2 separate regions of the Homo sapiens genome follow, and region 1 is linked to region 2. A link is a loop called in an ENCODE intact Hi-C map of the cell type or tissue named here. Cell type or tissue: MCF 10A. All regions are shown on one strand. Each heading gives the region's core, and the rest is flanking DNA. Links, peaks and the distances in the headings are about the cores only.

Region 1 (2,818 bases), core at 211-2,710, 74 kb before region 2:
TAGAAAGTAAAGAGGACAGAGGAACATGTTATAAAATATTGTGGGAATCGGTCAGCAAAATTGATACTGAGAAACTCTACACTACAAAGTGGAGCCTTAGAGAAATAAATTGCAAAGATAAAATGGAGAAAGAATCTATAAATTAAATGTAACTTAAAGGACATATTGACTATGACGTTTGAACTTTTTCAAATTCTAATTTACAACCTGTAAAGAAAAACAGTCATGTTCTCCCTTGTTCTTGTTGATTTTTACCTATGCCAGTACAATTCTTCTAGTTTACGTGTATCCATCAATGGCTTCCCATCATCTCTAAGTAAACCCAAAAAAGATTTTTGCAGTGCCTTACTTCAAGGAGGGGATCATAAATACAAACTTTAGAGATGGTCTTCTGGAAGAGGTGGATATTGAAAGCCAAAGAAAATGAATAACAGTGGGAAGAATTTCTGGGAAAGGCCATCAAATGGACTCACTGATGTGAGCATTTTGTGTGAAGGCTGGGTGGGAGGCTGGGGCCTCCTCAAGTAGAAGGTCCATGTTGTGCAGCTGGAGAATAACCCACTGTGAAAAATCCAGACTTGGGTCTGGGAGGAGTTGGTCCTTGGTACAGTGGGATTCATCACTGCACATTCCTTTTGCCCCTTAAGTATCAATACGAGATGGTGCTTTCTTCATCCTTTCCCCTCACATTTCACACATTTTCTTGTATTCCATGCCATGGAATTTCCATATTCTGAAAGGTCAGGCTGCAGTATGGACTCCAAGTTATGCAAAACTTTATGCTGTGCCATTCATAACCAATCACAGCATAACATGTCTTGACACTCCAGCTGAAATGGATGATTAAATGACTAAATTATCACATCGCTCTTGTGCAGGTGGTGGTAAGGAAACGCCCAGTGGCCAGGTGCCAGGAGTCGGGTTGGAGGGTGTTGGTGCTACAGGGAGGGAGAGCCTAACTGGCTAGTCCTGAGCCAGTGGACAAATCCAGGCCAAACAGTAACGTGCAGGTACAAACTGTAACATCAAATATTATATGCAAATTCAAAGACTGGCCTTGGTGTGTTCCTCAGGGTGAAAGATGGTTCAGGACCATAGAGAATGGTACACTGGCTTCTCCTACCTTCAAGATTTGAGACATGCTTTACTGTATGATGCAGGGAGTGAGCCTGGAACAGGTGTGTGTGTGTGTGTGTGTGTGTGTGTGTGTGTGTGTGTGTGTGTGTCTTAAAGGGTAGAAATCAGGCATAATATATTTGACATTAGACTCACATGACTGACTCTCAGCTTTCCTCCTTATTGACCATGTGGCTTTGAGTTGGCTATTAAGCCCGTCTTAGCCTGTTTTTTTATTTTTAAAATAGAATTATTATTGGTACATAGTAGGAATTCGACTGAGTAGCTCTTTTTAATGGATTTATCTTAAAGCTTCAGTTGTATCAAGGTCAAAAGATGACTCAATTTCTTTGTTTCTGAACTTTTTCACCTTCTTGAAACTGATACATAGGGTCAAAATAAAACTCCTCTCAAATTCCCTTTGGCATATTGCTTTCAAAACACGTTAAATGAATGAAAAGAAACACTGCAAGCAAATTGTAGAGGTAAAAAAATAGTCATTGTGTTTTTCAAGAAAAATTCCATGGGAACAAAAGGAAATGCAGCTGCAGTAGCCAGGGACAGCTACCACTTGAGAGCATTTGTCTAGAGCTGTCCACGATGAATCATGGAGCTGGGGAAATAATTTCAGATGATGTGACACATCCCTAGATCTGTATTTTACTCATCACTGGGTAAACAGGGTTATTAAGGGAAACTAGATGACAAATCAACCTAAGCTCATGCCATGACTATTTATACTTTATGGAATTTACTAAAAATAATTACTATAAGCACCTATTTACTGTTAGGTGACATATGAAGCCCTTTGTCATCTGAGACCCCTAAGTCCCTTAGAAGTCATTTTTCTCCCCTGCATTTTTTTGATCAATTTCTTTGAAATATTGTAAATGAAGAGTTATCCAGCTATTGGTTAAACACCTTTAGTGGAGGGGAACCCACTTTCTCTGATGACAAACCCTCTTATTGTTAGACATTTCTTTTATGAAAAGTGTTTCTAGAATTTGAGCTAGAATTTGTTTCCCAAGAGTTCCACTAATGTTCCTGGTTCAACACTCTGGATTGCTTTCCAGATATTTTAGTACATCTTGCCATGTAATGTCTTGCCAACATTTCTGACTTTTTTGTTTTTGAGACGGAGTCTTGCACTGTCACCCGGGCTGGAGTGCAGTGGCGTGATCTCAGCTCACTGCAACCTCTGCCTCCCAGGTTCAAGGAATTCTCCTGCCTCAGCCTCTGAGTAGCTTGGATTACAGGCGCCCGTCATCACACCCAGCTAATTTTTTGTATTTTTAGTAGAGATGGGATTTCACAATGTTGGCCAGGCTGGTCTTGAACTCCTGACCTTGTGATCTGCCTGCCTTGACCTGCCAAAGTGCTGGGATTACAGGCGTGAGCCACCGTGCCTGGCCAACATTTCTTTACTGTAAGTTGCATATAACTACAATTATTCTTCACATGGCATAATCTCAGTTTGTCTTCATATTCTGGTCACCTTGTCAGGCTATGCTCCATTGGTTAATATCTCTCTTAAAGTATTATGGGCATTACAATATTAACATTTATTATTTCATGTTGCTTTGTATATTTTAATTAATGTAGTTGCCGGAAACCCCCATAAGATAGGTATTTTTATTATTCCTATTTTACTGATGAAGGTTGCATAGCTTCATAACTTGCTCAAAACCGGCAAGTAGAGGAG
Region 2 (2,818 bases), core at 236-2,735:
TCCAGGGAATCACCCCTCCATCAATACTGTTCAGGGACTCAGAATAGGCCTCTGCTCAAAAGTCTGAGGTGAAGCTACCAGAAGGGCTGTATAGGGATGTAGTGGGTGGGCAGGTTCCCAGGATATGACTGGTTTAGGCTACCAGCTTGAGGATTGGGGTTGGGAGCATGAGATCTGGAACCATGGATTTATGGGAGAGAGTCTGGGTTTTGGCTTAGAAAACCCTAGAAAGGAGCTTACAGGAGAGTTTATGCTAACTTGGATTTGAGTTTGAAGAGGAGGAAAGGATGATAGTGGTGATGGTGGTATATACCTAGAGAAGTAGAAATAGAAATGAAAGAGCCTGGAGACTTGTGAAAATTTCATCTTATAGGAGTCAGGAACTGAAGATGGTTGGAAAATATCTTGGCCATTCAAATATACCATTTATTCATAGCATTTAATGAAACGACCCTGTGAATAGCCTGGGAATGAGCATGATGCAAGAAAGGTGGACTTTAGTCTTGGTTCTCTCATTAACTGGTGTTGAGTTTAACAAAGCCAGTTAACCTCTTGAGTCTCATGTTCTTAAATTGTAGGAGAGGAAGTAAGGTGATTGCTTTCTTGTTCTCCCTTCCAACAAGGTATCTTTAAAAACAGATTTCCATCTTTGTGAAGGGAAGATACTTGTCTAGAGAAGCACTGATGAAGAAAATTTTTTTTTGCAATGATAGAAATATTCTATAACCATGTGCCAATAAATACAATAGCCACTAGCCCCATATGACAATGGAACACTTGAAATATGGCTAGTGAGACAGGAATATGGAATTCTTAATTTTGTTGGATTTAATTAATTTAGCCTTGTTTGGCTAATGACTACCATATCTAGACAGATATCTAAGTCTAGATAAATTTGAAACACATAGTATGCTTCTAGGTTTGGAATGTATGCAGGGGTGATACCCAGAATATTTTACAGCTAGCATAAAAAAGGGAAGAGACTATCTCTTATTAGTTGACCTCTCTGCTTGGGAGCTGCCACGATGAGTTTGAACTGTCAGAAAATGTTTGTTTGGGAGTGTGATTTACATAGCAAATCAAACATAGGGCATGTCAATTTTTACAATGACACTTGAAACCTGGTTGTTTTCCCTGGAAGATGGAGATTTTAAATAAAATTAAACATAAAAAGACTTTGTCAATTTCTAATGCCATATCTTTCAAATTCCAGCATTATAAAGTGAAATGATTCTTTTCTCCAAGTTCTGATGTCAATTGGTCTATAAACGAAAGCATTTTCTTTATTGCTTGAGAGATTCACCACAGACCTGACTCTTGAATTTTTTCTGGACTTAAAACTCTGGGAATTGTGTTACTTTATGCTATCATTTAAACCACCTTGTTCCTCACTCTAACATCTTATAATAAATGTGTGAAGTTACTCACAGATGAATTCCTTTTGATTACTCACTGTTTAGAAAGAGATTGGGTCTACAGCAAGCTGGGTTCCACATGGAAAAGCTAAGATAAACACACCCATGTAAGTAGATACATGATTACATAAACAAGGCCTGTGGAGAATGTTCATACATTCATGTGACTCTCAAAGTTTTTATGACTCATTTATGCTATATATATTTTCCTATAATTTTGGTCCAGCATTAGCTGAGTACTGTTAGCTAAAGAATAACAGTTTCTCTTTGCTGTGATTAAAACCCTTGGTTTCTTTATCAATTTCAACATGAATAATGAACACGAACAGCTACTTTTTTTGGGGGGGTGGGTGCCTGAATGGGACTTACCAGGGTCTCCATATCATCCCCTGACTGAAATGACCAGCAGGAGGCCAGAGGAGTACAAATGGAGAACTAAATACCTTCCTTTTCCTTTTTTCTCCCCTTTATCTAGCCACTTCTGTTTTTCTAAAAAGCCTTGGGAATAATGGAATGGTGGAAAGCATGTAGGCAAATCCCAACTCCAAAAACATTCCAGTTCTGTGGCCCTCCACTCAACCCCTTTTCTCACTTGCAAAATGAGTCTATGAGTACCTGATAGAGATAAGAATGTATTCGGCACTTAGCAAATAGGAGCCCTGAATAGATGGTTATTAATATTATTGGTCAAGAACTCGTGGTCATTGTCATCATCTCTCTCCTTTTTGTTTATTTACTGATTCTCTTTCCCTTTTTTCCTGTTAATATTAATCATCCTTCAAATATTTTTCTTGACTATCTTAAAACTTAAAGGGAATAAGGCTATCTGTACAATTAACTACATAACTAATCTTCATCCTTCTCCTCTTGTCTCCCAACCTTTCCTTGGCCTGAAAATACATCCCTACCAACAAGCCCATTACTATATACATGATGATAAAGTTGCAGGAAGCAGGTAGGATAAAGCTACTTAAGCAGAAGTAAAGGAAAAGTTGTTAAGAACTCACTTTGTATCAGGCAGTGGGACTAGATGCTTTTAGTAAGGAAGAATGTCTGGCGTATCTGCCCTAACTCCACCTGCTTCCATGAACAAAGATTTGACAGTGATGGTCTCAGACTCGGTTCATATCCCTTGATTAACTGTTTTTTAGCACTGATATTTGTGTAGATGTGAAGGCTATTGGAGCTTTAAAAAATCATTAGATGAAATTTATTTTTGCTTGAAAAGTCTACATAGAATGTAAGTGGCATTAATTAAGTGAGTTTTGATAGGCAGTCACAGTAAAATCCTGTAGGGGAGGACCTTTGGCTCTTGTAATACAGCTCAGTGGGGCTCAGTTTCACACTCAACCAGGCAAATTCTCTCATTAGCTTTATTTATTTATTTTTATGTATTTCTTTAT

What was found. Hi-C counts contacts between places; a loop is a spot of excess contacts. Peaks named below come from ENCODE experiments on the same cell type or tissue, not always from the same donor. Only the 100,000 strongest peaks of a DNase experiment are listed, where the experiment ranks them.
Region 1: a loop joins it to region 2, with 2.3 times the contacts of the local background. A loop is called at or near these places in 1 of 110 quality-filtered maps.

The regions. Positions count from the first base shown.
Region 1 is chr3:178,776,864-178,779,681 of GRCh38, reverse strand. The region is part of intron 1 of KCNMB2 (potassium calcium-activated channel subfamily M regulatory beta subunit 2); the gene reads right to left. The region is part of intron 3 of KCNMB2-AS1 (KCNMB2 antisense RNA 1); the gene reads left to right. Among named protein-coding and RNA genes, the nearest start is that of KCNMB2-AS1, 82 kb to the left of the region's middle. In MCF 10A, for the core only: no CTCF peak of the experiment used is centred there; a DNase peak (open chromatin) is centred at 1,721.
Region 2 is chr3:178,702,454-178,705,271 of GRCh38, reverse strand. All of the region lies in intron 1 of KCNMB2 (potassium calcium-activated channel subfamily M regulatory beta subunit 2), which reads right to left. The region is part of intron 5 of KCNMB2-AS1 (KCNMB2 antisense RNA 1); the gene reads left to right. Among named protein-coding and RNA genes, the nearest start is that of KCNMB2-AS1, 160 kb to the left of the region's middle. In MCF 10A, for the core only: a CTCF peak has its summit at 1,773; a DNase peak (open chromatin) is centred at 1,491.